Linked DNA regions of Mus musculus: region 1 is linked to region 2. Evidence: chromatin loops called from intact Hi-C (ENCODE). Cell type or tissue: heart. All regions are shown on one strand.

Region 1 (8,000 bases), 440 kb before region 2:
CATCAAAGCCAAGGTAGGGGAGTTAGAGAACATTCTCGGTCTAGACAAGAGGAGGTTTGCTTGTTTATTTTCTTATGGTGCTGGGAACCCAGGTCCTTGTGTGTGTTAGGTAAGTGTGTTGTCACTGAGCTAGATCCTTGACATGTGAATCTCAGTTTATGTAGAAAACAAGGACCAAAGAGATTGAATCGCCCAATGGTAATGTGAGTTTGGAGCTGTCAGACCATGATCACAAGTCCCACACTCGAGTCCAGTCTGCCTGTCTGAACCATGTCCCACTGCTTAAATCCCTGTCTGATGCTATCCTGTCCTTCTATAGGTTGGCCCTGGTATGGGAGAGCACAGTGGAAGGGAAAAGAGGAATGTGCCAGTGGATTACACTAAGAGCACTTTAGCTCCATCATGATTACAGTATCTTCAGCTCTCAGGCCAAAAACAAAACAGGACCAGCAAGAGAAGGAAGCTTAGCTAAGACCCCCACCAAGGACAGAGGCAGGGAAAGTTATACAGTCCCACGCTACACAGTAATGTTCTGGCCAACCATGGTCAAATACAAAGTATAAGGATTGTTCCTTGAGATCATATCAGCAACTGGTCTGATAACCCTCTTAGCATGCATCAGTATACAGTTTGCAGTATGTCACCTGATGACCTGTTTTCAAGACATGTTCTTGTCAGCAATTGATGTGCACATGACAAAAGAAGAATAAGATAGTCGCTGACCTGAACTTGCAATCTTTCTGCCTAGTGTTGATCATAAGCTACCGTGCCTGGTATAACTTTCATTTTATATACATGCATATACACATACATATATTTATATATTCACATATATTATTATTGTATAGTGTGTATGTGCACATACATGCCACCCGTGCATTATCTTCTACACTCACAATCTGTGACATGTCTTTAGACCAGTCTGAGGGGTCTCTGCTCCCTCTGCAGAGGCTGTGGTGCACTTAGCCTCTCCTCTCTGCCTTCTGAGGTACCTTCTGCCTCAGCTTGCATGGCTTGTTTCCTGTAATTGGCTCTCGGAGTAAGCTGTCACTGAGTAAGAGGTCCCGTTATTTATTTACGTTATGATATTGAAAGGCAGTAATGGGCGTTGTAGGGAGCTCTTCCATGTTCCTATGGGAGAACATGATCACATAATTCCTTTAGGAATAACACCCCAAGCCTGGAAATGGGCAGAAGTGGTTCGATCATCTTCATTTCCTCCAAATAACCATATGGGCAGAAGGAGTGGACGCTGCACCATTTTCTTTGTTGAAGTTATCCTAGAATTACCCCTTTTTGGTTCCCTGCCAGAGAATCTCCGCCTTGGCAGAGAGTTTGCTTTGCTGAGCACCAAGGCCTTCTCTCCCTTTTCATCTCAGATGCAAGAAAGCCTGGCCTTCCATTTATCCTTCCATTCAAAATTCAGCTGAGGCTGTATTGTCAAACAGCTTGTGCTTCAGGTCTAAGGGTCTTCTAATCCGAATTCGAATCCGAAGCTTACCTACAACAGTAACTAGTTTGTGCCCTATGGAAAACAGCATTCCATATCTGACCCTGAGATTTCTGTGGACTGACTAGGAATTACAACACCCACAGGGTATGGAGTATTGTGAGTGTAGAAGGTCTTTGCTCAATACCTTACTCGAAAGTGGTAGCTATGAGGCTGGTAAGGCAGCTCAGCAAGTGCTTGATGCACAAACCTCCCAACCTGAGAGTCATCCCCAGAACCCACGTGGTGGAAAGAGAACTGAACCATAGACCTCCACATGTGGCATGTGTAGGCACATACACATTAAATAATTAATAACAGCAACAATAATAATAAAAGTGTATGTAAACATATGTGTGTGCATATGTATGTATACGTGTGTGTGTCTACACCTGCCTTTTCACTTATTTTCTCTGAATGATTCCAAATTATTGAGTTTGGGGCCAGCCTGGGCTACATGACACAAGCCCTGGCCATCAGATACCTGTGTTGTACCATTCTCAGCAAACTTCAAGCATGTCTTCATAAGTTCTCTGCCCATGCAGTTTTTTGGTTTGTTTGGTTCATTAGTTTGCTTTGCTTTGGTTTTTGAATTTTTGTTTGTTTGTTTGTTTTTTGAGACAGGTTTTGTCTGTGTAGCCCTGACTGTCCTGGAACTCACTCTGTAGACCAGGGTGGCCTTGAACTCAGAAATCCACCTGCCTCTGCCTCCCAAATGCTGAGATTAAAGGCGTGCACCACCACTTCCCCAGCATGGTTCTTGGTTTTTATTTGTTTGATGGGTTGAGTTTTGTTTTCCCAAGACAAAGTTTCTCTATGTAGCCTTGGCTGCCCTAGAACTAGCTTTGTAGACCAGACTGTCCTCAAACTCACAGAGACTTGCCTGCCTCTGCCTCTCAAGTGATGGGATTAAAGGTGTGTGCCACCACCTCCAGGCAACTGGCCATGAAGTTTTAAAGATAAAGCACATCCCCTGTCTTTCTGTTGCCTTCACCTGTTCCATATGAAGCGGACTTTCCCCCTGCCTCCCCACACCCAGCTATCTTCCCCTCCGTTAGAGCCCGTAGTCTGTCATTACCTGGCTTGTGTATGCTTCTGTCTCCCCCCCCCTGCCCCCCCCCGTCCCAGTATAACCCTAAGCTGGCCTCCAACTTGTTAAGTACCCCAGGCTCTTCTGACACTGGTTACTCCTGCCTATCCTAACAATGTGATCTCAGAGCCAAAAGATGCTCTCCCAGGTCTCCCCCATGCTTTCTCTTAACCTGCAAAGCAAATGCCCCCCTCCCCCACGCTAAGCACCTTTGCCCTCTGTCGTTCCAGACCCAGCATGTGCAGCACCAGTGTGTATGACCTGGAAGACATTCCCCTGGAGGATGATGATCCAAACAGCATAGAGTTCAAAATCCTGGCCTTCTACGCCAGACACCATGTCTTCAAGAACACCCCGGCTGTCTTCTCGCCCAAGCTCTCCAGAACAAGGAGTCTGTCCCAGAAAGCCCTGGGGACTTGGTCAACTGATTCCTGGACACAGGTATCATTGCCTTGCAGAGGTTCCCCCTCCAGCGAAAAGAACATCAGCTTGGGCAAGAAGAAGTCTTCTTGGAGAACACTCTTCAGGGTGGCCGAGAAGGAGGAAGGCCTGCCGAGCTCCCCAAAGGAGATCCGAGCTCAGGGTCCTCAGGGCCCCTTCCCGGTAGAGCGGCAGAGTGGCTTCCACAACCAGCACTGGCCCAGGTCTCTGAGCAGTGTGGAGCAGCGCCTGGAGAGTGAAGGTAGGCTTGTGAACAGCTCTGCCTAGCACCACTCTCCTTCCTTGTGTGTGCCAAGAGGCTGGCCTCCTCTTACCTGCTGAAGATAGAGGCCTTTCCACTTCTTTAATTTCCGCCGTAACCACCCACTTTCCCCAAGGAGGGAAGGGTGGGAGGGGATGGTGGCAGTAGGGGTTTTCTGGCTCTGTGATGGTAAAGAAGCTTGCTTTGAGAGAGAAGGCACCTTAGCCAGGGCAGAGGCTTTGCCTCTTCCTGGGCCAGTTCACCTCTGGGGAGCCTGGGTACTGTGTTTACACCCATATACTGGAGAGTCACACCCTCTCCTACTTCTTCCGGTTGATGGAAAGACCAAAGAGAAGAGCCAGATGATGGAGGCAGGACTTTCAAGGGTTCATGGCCAGCCTTGGCTATATAGTGAGATGAATGCCAACCTGGGCTACATGAGACCCTGTCTTAAACAACAAATAAACAAACAATGGAAAGAGGGAGAAAGAGAAAGGGAAGGAAGGAGAAGGGAGAGAAGAGAAAAGAGAGGGGGCAGTGGGAAGAGGCATGAGAGGAGTAACAGGGATGAAGAGGGAAGGAAGAAGGGAGGGAGGGAGGGAGGGAAAGAATAAAGGAAGGAAGGTAGGAAGGAAAGAAGGAAAGAAAGACACTCAGGCAAAGAGATAGAAGCAGATAGGTTTTCAGTTGAACACACTGGCTCATACCTGCCGTCCTCAGCATTCAGAAAGAAAAGCATGGCCAGTTCTAGGCTAGCCTGGGGTACTTAACAAGTTGGAGGCCAGCTTAGGGTTATACTGTAAGATTGTCTTGGAAAACTGAAAAGAAACAAAATACTTTTCAGAACATAAGCCACCGGGCTGGAGAGATGGCTCAGCAGTTAAGAGCACTGCTGCTCTTCCAGAGGTCCTGAGTTCAAATCCCAGCACCCATGTGCTAGCTCACAAAGTGTGTAACTATAGTCCCATGGGATCCGATGCCATCTTCTGGTATGCGTGCAGACAATCTTTTAAAAAGGGAAGTTTTTCAAAAAATGTAAACTATTCTTTTTTTAAAAAAACTGATAAAGTCTTCCCTTGTTAGGAAAAAAGAAATTGTACTATCACTGAGGGCTTTACCTCCACCCACTTTACCACCACTGAAGTGCCCTTTACCTCAGCAGACGCTTCTCCCGCCATCCCACCCACTCCCACCTCAGCAGAGCCCCTTCCTGCCAGGTTTGTTGGGCCTAGGAAACTTGTCCATAGTTAGTCAGCAGATGGCAGTAACGGCTCAGTTTTAAAGGGCTGTGATCATTCTAAGTTGGAATCAGCCCTGCATGGACATGGATGGCTCCAAACCAGCCTGTGACCAAGGGAACTTCTTCAGTTAGACTGCGAGGATGCAGGCTCCTAAGAATACGCAGAACCCATCACTCAAGAGGCAGTGAGACTTTGTGGCGGACACACTGCCTGAACCACACGAAGCCATCTTCTCAGATTTGTTCATCTGCTTCTAAATGCACGGGTGGCTGAGGCCACAGCAAGAGGGGTTCCGCCCTCCTCTCCTGCCCTGTCTTCCCACGCATGCGTCAGCAACTGTGGATCAGAGCTGGAGGCCCCAATGACCTGGCTTTAGGGGTCACTGTGGCCTGCACAGAGACAGGAAGTTTCCACAGCCTTCCTTCCGCATTTCCTAGAGGAAATGACAAAAGTATTGTTTGGCTTTCCCTCCTAACTTTTCAAAAGAAATCACTCACATCATCTCCTCCCCTTTTAGAAAGAAGAAAAATAAATTTCAGATGAGATTAAGAATAAAAACTAAATTTGAGAGAGTGGGTTTATTGGCTAAATTGTATCTTAGGCTTAATAACCATATATTACAATGTATATAACCATAATACAGAGAGGTTTTTGTTTTAAGATTTATTTATGTATGAGTACACTGTCACTGTCTTCAGACACACCAGAAGAGGGCATTGGATCCCATTACAGATGGTTGTGAGCCACTATGTGGTTGCTGGGAATTGAACTCAGGACTTCTGGAAGAGCAGCCAGTGCTGAGCCATCTCTCCAGCTCCCATAATACATAGTTTTATGCATATCTAATTATATGTTGGATGTTCTGAAGAACATATTCTACAGGGCTGTGGAGATTCTAGATATCATATCTCCATTCAAGTAGAAAGAAAAGAGAAAGGCAGAGATGGCTTTCTTTCTAGATTATTCTAGATTATTTGGATATGTGTGTATATATATATATATATATACAAATATACATATATGTATGTATGTATGGGTTTATTTACTACTTATTTGAGATAGGACCTCGCTATGTAGCCAAGACTAACCCCTACCTCTTGACCCACCCCCATCATTAATTACTGTGAATGAATGCTCTTCTCCAAATACAGTATGATTACACTCAGCTACTCCACTTGGGACCAAACACAGAACCACTTCAAGTTCCTACAGTGAGCTGATTGGTGGAACACCAGTGACTACCCAACAAGTCAGCCAAGTACCTGCCTGCTCTACCCCGCCTTCCCCAAGCGGATACAAAGCTGCATTGTTTCTGGGTGGCTATAACTTGAGTCTATGCCGTGTAAATCTTCCTTCCTTGAGTGGAAACACACAGTACATCCCTTCCTGGCTTACAAATTCAGGAAAGATGAGTTGTATGTTACACACTTTTCTGAGCTATCTGTAGTCTGTGCTGGTCTGACACTCACGACCTTGCAGCCCTGGACTCCTGAGTGCTGAGGTGACAGATGTGGTCGTGTGTATGAAGCCTTGTTTACCTATAAGCATTACTTGAATGTTTTCTATTAAACTTAAGGGGAAATTTGTGACTATAAAAGCAAGGAGTATCAGACTACTGAACACTTTCCTGGGAACTGAGAGATCACCTCTCCTTCTCCAATGTATAAAGGTTACCCTCAAATGTAATTAAGCTTAATAAAAATAAAAGCACCAAGAACATTCTTTCAAGCAATGCTAGCACCCCACGCCATGTTGGGTGCATTTCTTTGCAAGGGAGAAAAGATGAAGGTGTGGAAGGGCCCCTGTATACTGCCCCCTTACCCCAGCCTATGGGGAATTGCTAGTCCCTTCTGAAGACTGTCCCGCTTCAAACACAAACTCCTGGGCATAGTCCTTTTATCTGAGGCTGGCCTCTTCATCCTAAACAACCAGAAGTCCACACTGCATCCCCAGTTCTGGGGATGGCCTCTGAGCAGTGCTTTCTTGTTTCAGTTGTGGATTCCAAAGTGGCTTGTATTGCCAACAGAGTGGCTGAAATTGTTTACTCCTGGCCACCACCAGATGTCATCCACAGCCAGGGAGGAAGCAAGCTCAAAGAGAGGGTCTCGGAGATTCTGTACTTCAGGTTTGAAGGACCTTGTGACTCTAAGAATAAAGGTAAGCCCTCCTTGCTGAGTTGAGTGTGTTGGGTTGAGCATGTGCCAGACAGAAGTGTCTGGGTGTGTTTGTGTGGACACAGCTCGGGGCTCTGCAAATTGGGAATCTCAGCCCACTTGAAGGCAACACGATGGAGACCTTGAGCTCTGGCTTAAGACATCACCCAAGACACAGGAATGCCATTAGCTTGTTGGCCAACATGTCAGCCCACTGCTAAGTCAGAAGAAAAGTCTCCCATGGAGGGAGAAGAGGACTAGCTCTAATCACACTAGTACATAGAGTTAGAGCATCAGCCAACCCAGGACCCCTGTGAAACACCCAGTATGGTCAGACATATTTATTTTTCTTGCCATTGTGAGAGAAATGCCTACCAGCAGCAATGTAAGGGAGAAAAAAATTTATTTTGTCTTAGGATTTCAGAGAGTTGCATTCAATGGTTGTTGGCCACATACATTTAGGCAGAAGAACATGGCTGCAGAGTACAGAAGATGGTGGATGTTCATTCTGTAGTCAATCAGGAAGCAAAGAAAGCAGGAAGTGGCCAGTCATAATATACCCCCACAGGCCCGCCCTCAGTTTTCCACTTCCTCCAGGCAGGCCCCACCCCCTAAACCTCCACAACCTTCCCAAACAGTGCCAACCATTGAGGACAGGCATTCAAAGCGTGAACCTGTGGGAAACAATTCATTTTTGATTCAGCAACCCCAGGTCTGATTCAGAAGGTGCTGAAAAAAGGGAGAATTGGGGACTAAATTAGATCAGTCACTGGGTACACTGTAGCAATGGCTGAGACTACTACAGACTCTAGAAGCCTTAGGGAAACCCTGGGATCAGAGGGAAGCACTGAAGGGAGCCGGGTTTGCCTTCCTTCATTGCTGACCTTTGTCTCAGCTCTCTCTCCTCAGCCCCTAGAAGTGCCAAAGTGCCTCCGGGGTCTTTAGCACAGTGAAGGATAGAGCAGAATTCTCTCCACGAAGGCGTCGTTTATCTCAGACCTTGAGACAGGGTGTGGATTTTTTCCACTGTCTGCTGTCTATCCGAAACCAAAAAAAAATGCCAAAGAGGCTTTGAGTGGGGAGCCCTCCAAGCACGCTAACAAGAAAGAGCTGAGGCTTTATTGCCGTCCCAAATGTGCCTGGGAGGTAGAAACTGATCCCGTCAGGCAAGCTAAAGCCAAGGCACTCCTCCCTGCCTACAGGAGGAACCCAAGACTCCAGTACTCTGTCTTTCCCAGAGAGACAGAAGCAGACAGGGCTATGGAGATTTACAGGCGTTTTCTCTCAGGGTTGTGAGTCCAGGACATCACTCTCCTCTCCTCTGCCCTACACCTTCTTGGGCCTG
Region 2 (8,000 bases):
AAAGAATTGTACAATTATATTTTTATGAAAAATAAAGTATCTTCACCAAAATAACGTTCAGTTGCCTGTTTGACAGCACTGGGGTAACTGTGTACACCTACAGCCGCTAGAGCCGGACAGCCTGACTTCAGGCCCCACATGGTAGAACGGGGAGAACTAGAGTGGTGGGCTAACCTCTGCTTCCACGGTCAAGTGTGCTGAAGACTGCTTACTGCTCTTGTAGAAGACCCAGGTTCAGTTCCCAGCACCCAGGTAACTAACTACAGTTGCAGGAGATCCCATGAGCCCCTGCACATAGGTGTTGCATAGGCGTTCACTAAGGCAAGCACACAGACACATGATCCTTTCTTATTTAAATGTATGGGGCGGGTCCTTAGTCCATTTTCTGAGTCACAGGGGTATGAAAACCTGCCTGTTAAATAACACGGGATTGGCTTGGCAAGATGGTCAGCAGGTAAAGGCGCTTGCCACCACACTGACAACCTGAGTTGATCCCTAGAACCCACACATACAGCAGAAGGGAAAGCCCCCTCCCCCAAACTGTCTTTTGACCACACCCATAGACAAACTAAATAAATCTGAAAATAAAAATATTCACAGTATGTAAGGATTTAAGTTATCAAAAATAGAAGTGTTTGGGGCTGGTGAGATGGCTCGGTGGTTAAGAGCGCAGACGGCTCTTCCGAAGGTCCTGAGTTCAAGTCCTAGGAACCACATGGTGGCTTGCAACCATCTGTAATGAGATCTAACACCCTCTTCTGAAGTGTCTGAAGACAGCTACAGTGTGCTTACATATAATAAATAAATCTTAAAAAAAGATTTAATGAGCTCATATCAAAATGCAGTATTAGGATATTCCCAGGTGGTTTCTATATATTGTTATACTTATCCTTTGAGTTGGTATAATTGGAGGCTCTTTGTGGCAATAATAGCCTTCAATTAGTTAGGTTCATTTTAAGAACCACTTATTTACTCTCTGTCTTACTTGATTACAAGTGGTCATTAATCTGTCTGGACTGTCATGTAAAGTTTTGCTGAGTGTGCACTGCACAAAGTCACTCAGTTAAAGTGTCTGATGGGCCTGATCTCCAGATCCAGTTCCCCCTTAAGAAGCCCTCATGGAAGAAAACCTCCTACCATCTGCTCATTGAACCATTCCCGTTGCCTAGGCCTGCCTAGAACTTACTCAATCGGCACACCTTTTTATATTCCTCAACTCACTAGGGGTGCCTGTGTGAAAAGTATGCAAAATAATGGCATTTTACAGCTTGCTTTAACCCAAGTAAGTGTGCCTCTTCTCCCTGTTCAGTGACATCAGTTTGGTAGTTATTCAGCAGGGGTATAGGTGTGTGTACTCTGTGGATATAGGTGAATGCTACAGACCATGGACAGTCAGGCTCCGATGCACCCCTGGAAATGGCCAAAATGGGGGTCAATACAGCTCAGAACAGTACATCTGAGACACAGAGTATAGAGGGTGAAGAACTGGCTGAAGGAACTCAGACTGTAAACAGCACGGAGCTGTCCAGAAAGTCAGATTATGGCACAGGACACATTGTAGCTGTGACTGAAACTGTTGCAGCCCTGTCCCACTCTAGGAACCATGAGGCAGAAGATCAGCTGTGTTTATTTTTCTTTTCTATCTTTATTTAAACAGGGTTTCACTATGCAGTTCTGGCTGGCCTGGAGCTCGATTTGTAAACCAGGCTGTCCTGGAACTGAGATCGACATGCCTTGTTTCTTTGAGTGCTGGGATTAAAGGGCTATGCTACTATACCCAGCCTTCAGTTGAATTCTTAATCCTGGGGTCACCACAAACTCAACTAATCTACTACTTGCTTGTTACAGGGTCCCAAGCATGGCTGGGCTGTGCTGGGCTGTGCTGGGCTGGGCTGGAGTTAGGCAGTGAGCTGTGCCTAGCAGACTATTCTGTTGGATAAAGATCTGAACGGGAAAAGCCCAGTCCGGTCTCGTGTCCCTCAGCAACCTCTTCCTGGCAAGCACTTTCAAGACTCTGGGACCAATGACTCTGAACTGAGTCTGAAGGCCAGGACAGACCACCCAGGTCCACAGCCAGAGCACCCCTACTGGGACTACAGCAACAAACAGGAAATGATCCTCATTAAACTTGTCCCGCCCACTTTTAGCTAAAGGTAGAAGGTTCATTCTTAGCAACATCACAAGTTTGGGGCCAACCAGGTCTATATGAGATGCCAACTCAAAAAACACAAGAAGATCAATACATAGTTCTGGACCAGACAGGGCTATAGAGAGAGATCTTGTCTTAAAATAACCAAACAAAACAAAGAAGAGCAAAAATACTGATACAAACGTGCTGTTCAAGCTGGAGCAGCCAAACCCAAGAGCCACGGGAAGAGAAAGGAATATCAGAAAGACACAGCAAACATCCCTTCACGTCATGGCTCGTCTGTGAGGCCTGGGAGGAGATGCAAGTGGAGAATGCCCCGGGCCTTGTTAGAGTGACCCTCGTCGTTTAGTATTCCCAGCCAAAAAGGACAAAACTATGAGAACATGAGCTTTTCAACCAGAGAGATCAGGAACTCTGCCTAGTATGGAAAAAAAAAAGTCTTTGAAAACTCTAAAGCCTCCCGGAGCGGGACATCATGGGAGCGTCTTGAGGACAAATGCGGAAACGGGCCAGGCGCTGAACTCGATGGGTAGAGTGCTTGTCTGGCAGACACCAGCTCAAACGTCCCCGGCACCACACAGACAGGGTGTGAACACCTGCAATCCCAGCACGCAGGAGGTGGCAGATCAGAAGTTCAAAGTCACCCTGAGCAGGGTTCGAGGGACTGTGATAGACTCTTCTCAAAAGGAGGGAGAGAGCGAACCTAACAAATGAGACAGGAATTCATTAAACAGGGGGTGGGTACAGGCCAACTTGAAGCACAGAGCAGGGAAGGCTGTCATCAGACCCTTGTCAATCTTCTGCACTTTCTTTTCTCAATGAGCCTGGAAATCACTGGTTTCCCGCCATCAGGTTCCAGGGATCTCCTGTGGCCACCTATCCAGTGCTGGGTTTAGAGATGGGAACCAGAGCCAGGTTGCCATGACTACATAAAAGAACAGTATCCACCTTACTGCAGCGTCTCTGGAACGTTTCCCTAAAGGAGCATCAGTCTTCTGCATCTACGCTTTGGTTAGTAAAGTGCTGGAAGGCCATGTCGACTGTTGCATGCTCCAAACCACATGATGTCCTCCGACCTCCAGGTCTGCCTCCTCAGCCTGCGTTTGGTCACCCTGGGGAGCTAAAATCCCACGTCCTTCAAGTATGAAGGCAATCCAAACTCTGTAACGTCTACTGTATAACTCAGAGCTGATGGAGTCAGTCACTAAAGCAATACCTTTGTTTTGACTTGGTTTGGTTTGGTTTTTGTTTTCCCACACACTCCTGTAGCCAATCCTGGCCTTGAATTCCTAACTCTCTTGTCTGTACCTCCCACATGCTGGGGTTATAGACATGGGTTTAGATAAGGGTTATAATAGACACACACACACACACACACACACACACACACGCGCGCGCGCCACAGCATGCATAGAGATCAGAGTTCAAACGATGGGAATCTGTTTTCTCCTTCCACCTTGTGGGTTTAGGGGACCAAACTCAGGAGCCAGGCTCAGTGTCAAGCACCCTTAAACACTGAATCATCTCACTGGACTCCAAAAACCCTCTTAAAAGAGGCTTCTGCGAAAGAATAGATAGCACTTCTTGACATGTCCACACTTGGGAAAAGTCCAGAACCTACCAGATTGTAGCAGCTCAAAAAAATTAAAGAGGGTCTGAGAGGCCTGAGGTCAGTGAGACCGGCCTGCAGTGAATTCCTTCCACACCAAGTCAAATTGTCTGTTTAACCCTGCACATGCGCACCCACTCAGGGGAAAGCGTGTATTGCCATGGAGACATCTGCATGTCCTCTGAACCTAATTATGAAAGCAGCCGAGGGGCAGGCAGGAGCTCGGTCTGTACAGAGCTCACCGAGCGTGCACCAAGTCCAAGCAACAGATGGGGTTGCTGCCAGCAATGAAAAAAATCTAGTGTGGTCACGCGTGCCTGTAATCCCAGGACTGGGGACGTACAGGCAGGAGGATCGGGGAGTTCAGAGCCAGCCCAGGATACATGAGAAGCTGACTTACAAAGAAAAAAAAAAAAAAAAAAAAAGGAACAGAAAACGGAGAGGCCACGGTAAGTGCTGTGGATTTGGCGGTCTGTTGGGGCCTTTTGAGCATGATCACATTTGTAAAATAGTTTAAAACAATATTTTGAGTAGCGATTTCGCGCCCGTAACGGGTATTATTTGCTGGGGAATTTCCTCTGATGTTTAGAAGCTTTGCGTTTGGAGCACACTGATTGATGAACCCACAGCTGAGTCTGGGTGCTCTGCAAGCTTGGCTGTGTGGTTGCTAAGAGACCAAGATTTCTCTGAATTCCAATGAGTAGCTGGGTGAAAACTCTGCCCGCTAGCCACAGCGCCGCCAAGCGGCGTCTCTCAGAACTGCGTCCGGATTCTTCAGTCTTCCCTTCCTGGTGAATTTGAACAAAGGCGGGCTGTGTGTGCATCCTTTCAAGGTCTGCGCGCAGGGAGGACGTTTTTTTTTTTCTCCAACACACGAATTGTGTCGCAGTAAGCAGGAGTGACACAGAACTGGGTACCAAATTAAAAGTAAATATTAAATAAAATATATTGGGGTCGGGGCGGGGGGGGGGACCATATAGCAGAAGAACCATATAGCAGGTGTGTGGTGAAAGAAAAACTTTGTAGAGCTGGCTCTTTCCGTTCAGGGACAGAACTCAGTCAAATTGGTGGCAAGCACCTTTACCAGCTGAGCCATCTCACCCACTTAGTTTGCCAGGAATGGTAGATCACCCTTAACTTTACTTATTGGCTTGATTTCAGTCTTGTAAAAGGTAAGAGGCTTCCTCTGCTCTGGGAAAAAAATGTAATTTAGATTAATATTTTCTAAAGATTTTTTTATTGATTATATGTAAGTGCACTGTGGCTGTCTTCAGACACTCCAGAAGAGGGAGTCAGATCTTGTTACAGATGGTTGTGAGCCACCATGTGGTTGCTGGAATTTGAACTCCAGACCTTCGGAAGAGCAGTCGGGTGCTCTTACCCACTGAGCCATCTCACCAGCCCCTAGATTAATATTTTTAAAATTTATTTTTATTTTATGTGCATTGGTGTTCTGCCTGTATATATGTCTGTGTGAGGGCGTCAGATCCCCTGGAACTGGAATTAGGCAGTTGTGAGCTGCCCGGTGGGTGCTGGGAATTGAACTCAGGACCTCTAAAAGAGCAGTCAGTGCTCTTAACCACTGAGCCATTTCTCCAAGCCTTCTAAATTAATACTTTTATTTATTTACTTTTTATGAGACATAGTCTTACTTTGTAGCCTAGGCTGGCCTGGAACTCAACTATGATAGTCCAGGCCGACCTCCAACTTAGGACAGTCTTCAACCTCCTAAGAGCTAAAGCACGAACCACCAAACCTGCCTACATCTTTCTGATTTTTAAGTCTGTGTGGGTTGGGGGAATGTTGGGGACTAACCCTAATTCTTACATATTAGACCACCACTTTGCCATTTGGCTATACCTTCCTCCTCCTCCTCCTCTTCCTCCTCCTCCTTTTTAATTTTAAGACTCGGGGCATGTTGGCATATGACTTTAATCCCAGCACTCTGGAGGCAAAGGTAGGCAGATCTATATGAGTCTGAGTCTTGCCTGGTCTCCATAGTGACAAATAACCCCCTCCAAAAAAAAAAAAAAAAAGATTAAGTTTCTAAAAAAAACATAAAATAACAAAGCTAGATGTGGTGCTGCAAACTGGTGTCACCCCAGTATTTGGAAGGTAAAAACAGGAGAGTCAGGAGTTCAAGGCTAACTTTGTCTTTATATAAAGTTCTAAACCAGTTTAGGCTACTTGAGACTGTATCAGAAACAAAAATCCACAAATAAGGAAAGCTGGGCAGCTGTGCCGATTATTTAGAGTCATCTGGAAAGAGGAACCCGAATGGAGAAGACATCTCCATCAGGCTGGCCTGGAAGCACACCTGTTGGAGTATTCTCCTGACAGATGATGGATATGGGAAAGCCTAGACCACTGGGTTGGTTGTCCTGTGCTGTGTAAATAAGCAAGTTGAGCAAGCCAGTGAGTAGCATTATTCCCTGGTCTGTGCTTCAGTTTCTGACTCCAGGCTTCTGCCTTGACGTCCCTTCGTGATAGACTGTGATAGGGACATGTGAGGCAAAATAAACCCTTTCCTCCCCAACTAGCCTTTGGTCATGGTGTTTACCACAGGAACAGAAGCAAGCTAAGATAGCCATTGTGCTTGCTGAGTGAGCTTGGCATGAATATGTACACACACACACACACACACACACACACACACACACACACACACACACACACATTAAGTTAAATAGGGTCTGAAGAAATAGCTCAACAATTAAGAGCATTGGCTGGTCTCCCAGGTTCAATTCCCAGCACCCACTCAGCTGCTCACAACTAACTACAGCTCCAGAGGATCTGATGTCCTCTTCTGGCCTCCACAGGCACCTGCACACATCTACAATACACACACTGACTGTGTATACATACATACATACACACACACACACACACACACACACACACACACACACACACACACACACACACAAATAAAAATACAATAAATCTTTAAAATAAATAAGTGCCTGCAGGTGGGCAGAGGCAGGCAGATTTTTGAGTTCAAGGCCAGCCTGGTCCTGAGGACAGCCAGGACTACAGAGAAACATTGTCTTGAAAAGCAGAAGAAAAACAAAATAAAACAGAAAACCAATCAATCAGTCAAGCAGCCAAACAACCAGAAGGGTCTTTTCCACTGAAGTCTGAGCCATAAAATGCAGGGCTCAGTGAGACAGGTGTCTGACTCATTTCATTCCAGACACATTAGCCAAGCATGTGAGGAGAAGGAAGAAAGGAAAAAATGAGTTTTTATTAGCCTTTGTATTGGTCCTTTGAAGGAAGCATCTCAACCTAAAAGCTTGCCTGAAGGTATATTTTGTTGTCCTTTCTCTTGCTGGCCGGGAGTTTACGGTGTGTAGACCAGGCTAACCCTTGAAATTCCAGATCCTCCTGCCTCTGCCTCCTGAGTGCTGATAATGAGGGTGTGCCAGCCTGTCAGCTTCTGTGGATGATTGTAGATCAAAATCTAACGGCTCTGTTTGGGGATTTCCTTGGCCTTTGAGATTGGCTCTAACTACATAGCCCTGGCTGTCCTGAACCTTGCTATGTAGTCCAGAATGGCTTAAACACAGATCTGCCTGTTTTGCCTCCTGAGTGCTGGGATTTGAAGTGTGTGCCCCGACACCTGGCCTGCACTGATGCTCTGTCACCGAGAACAGACTACCTTCTGGATCTCAGACCATTCGGTACCAGAGGTCGAGGAGCCAATCTATGGCCAAGAGAAAAGTGTGAGCCAGCTCATTACACTCCATCTTGATGCCATCAGAACGACGGCTTATTTCCGACTGTACTGTTCTACTGAGGTTGTGATCAGGCCTACAGGGCATGTCTGGGTGGGACCACTCATGTTCTCTAAGGAGACAGCTGATATGGTGAGGAACAAGCCACAGGGTTGTAGGAGGGCCCGAGTCAGAATACCAGCTGTCAGACTCCAACCTGACAAGCTGCCTCATGGAGAAGTTCCAGTCTCATGATCTGGTGAATAGAGATGATCATAAACTCATCGCAGGTGATGCTGAAGCAAGATCACCTTGAGGGGCTGGTGAGATGGCTCAGTGGGTAAGAGCACCCGACTGCTCTTCCAAAGGTCCGAAGTTCAAGTCCCAGCAACCACATGGTGGCTCACAACCATCCAAAATGAGATCTGACTCCCTCTTCTGGAGTGTCTGAAGACAGCTACAGTGTACTTATATATAATAAAAATAGATAAATCTTAAAAAAAAAAAAAAAGATCACTTTGAGTATGTA

The links. Peaks named below come from ENCODE experiments on the same cell type or tissue, not always from the same donor. Only the 100,000 strongest peaks of a DNase experiment are listed, where the experiment ranks them.
Region 1: it touches region 2 in a loop (3-fold over the local background); 9 of 42 quality-filtered maps call a loop at or near these places.

What each region holds. Positions count from the first base shown.
Region 1 is chr6:134,420,802-134,428,801 of GRCm38, forward strand. It overlaps Bcl2l14 (BCL2-like 14 (apoptosis facilitator)), which reads left to right. Exons shown (of 7, transcript NM_025778.3): 3 at 2,810-3,261; 4 at 6,495-6,659. The coding sequence starts at 2,817. Among named protein-coding and RNA genes, the nearest start is that of 4933406J09Rik, 21 kb to the left of the region's middle. In heart, CTCF peaks have their summits at 4,509 (motif pointing right) and 6,555 (motif pointing right); a DNase peak (open chromatin) is centred at 4,820; H3K27ac peaks cover 284 bases; H3K27me3 peaks cover 292 bases.
Region 2 is chr6:134,858,878-134,866,877 of GRCm38, forward strand. It overlaps a transcript of Crebl2 not described here. Among named protein-coding and RNA genes, the nearest start is that of Crebl2, 33 kb to the left of the region's middle. In heart, no CTCF peak of the experiment used is centred here; a DNase peak (open chromatin) is centred at 4,494; H3K4me3 peaks cover 670 bases.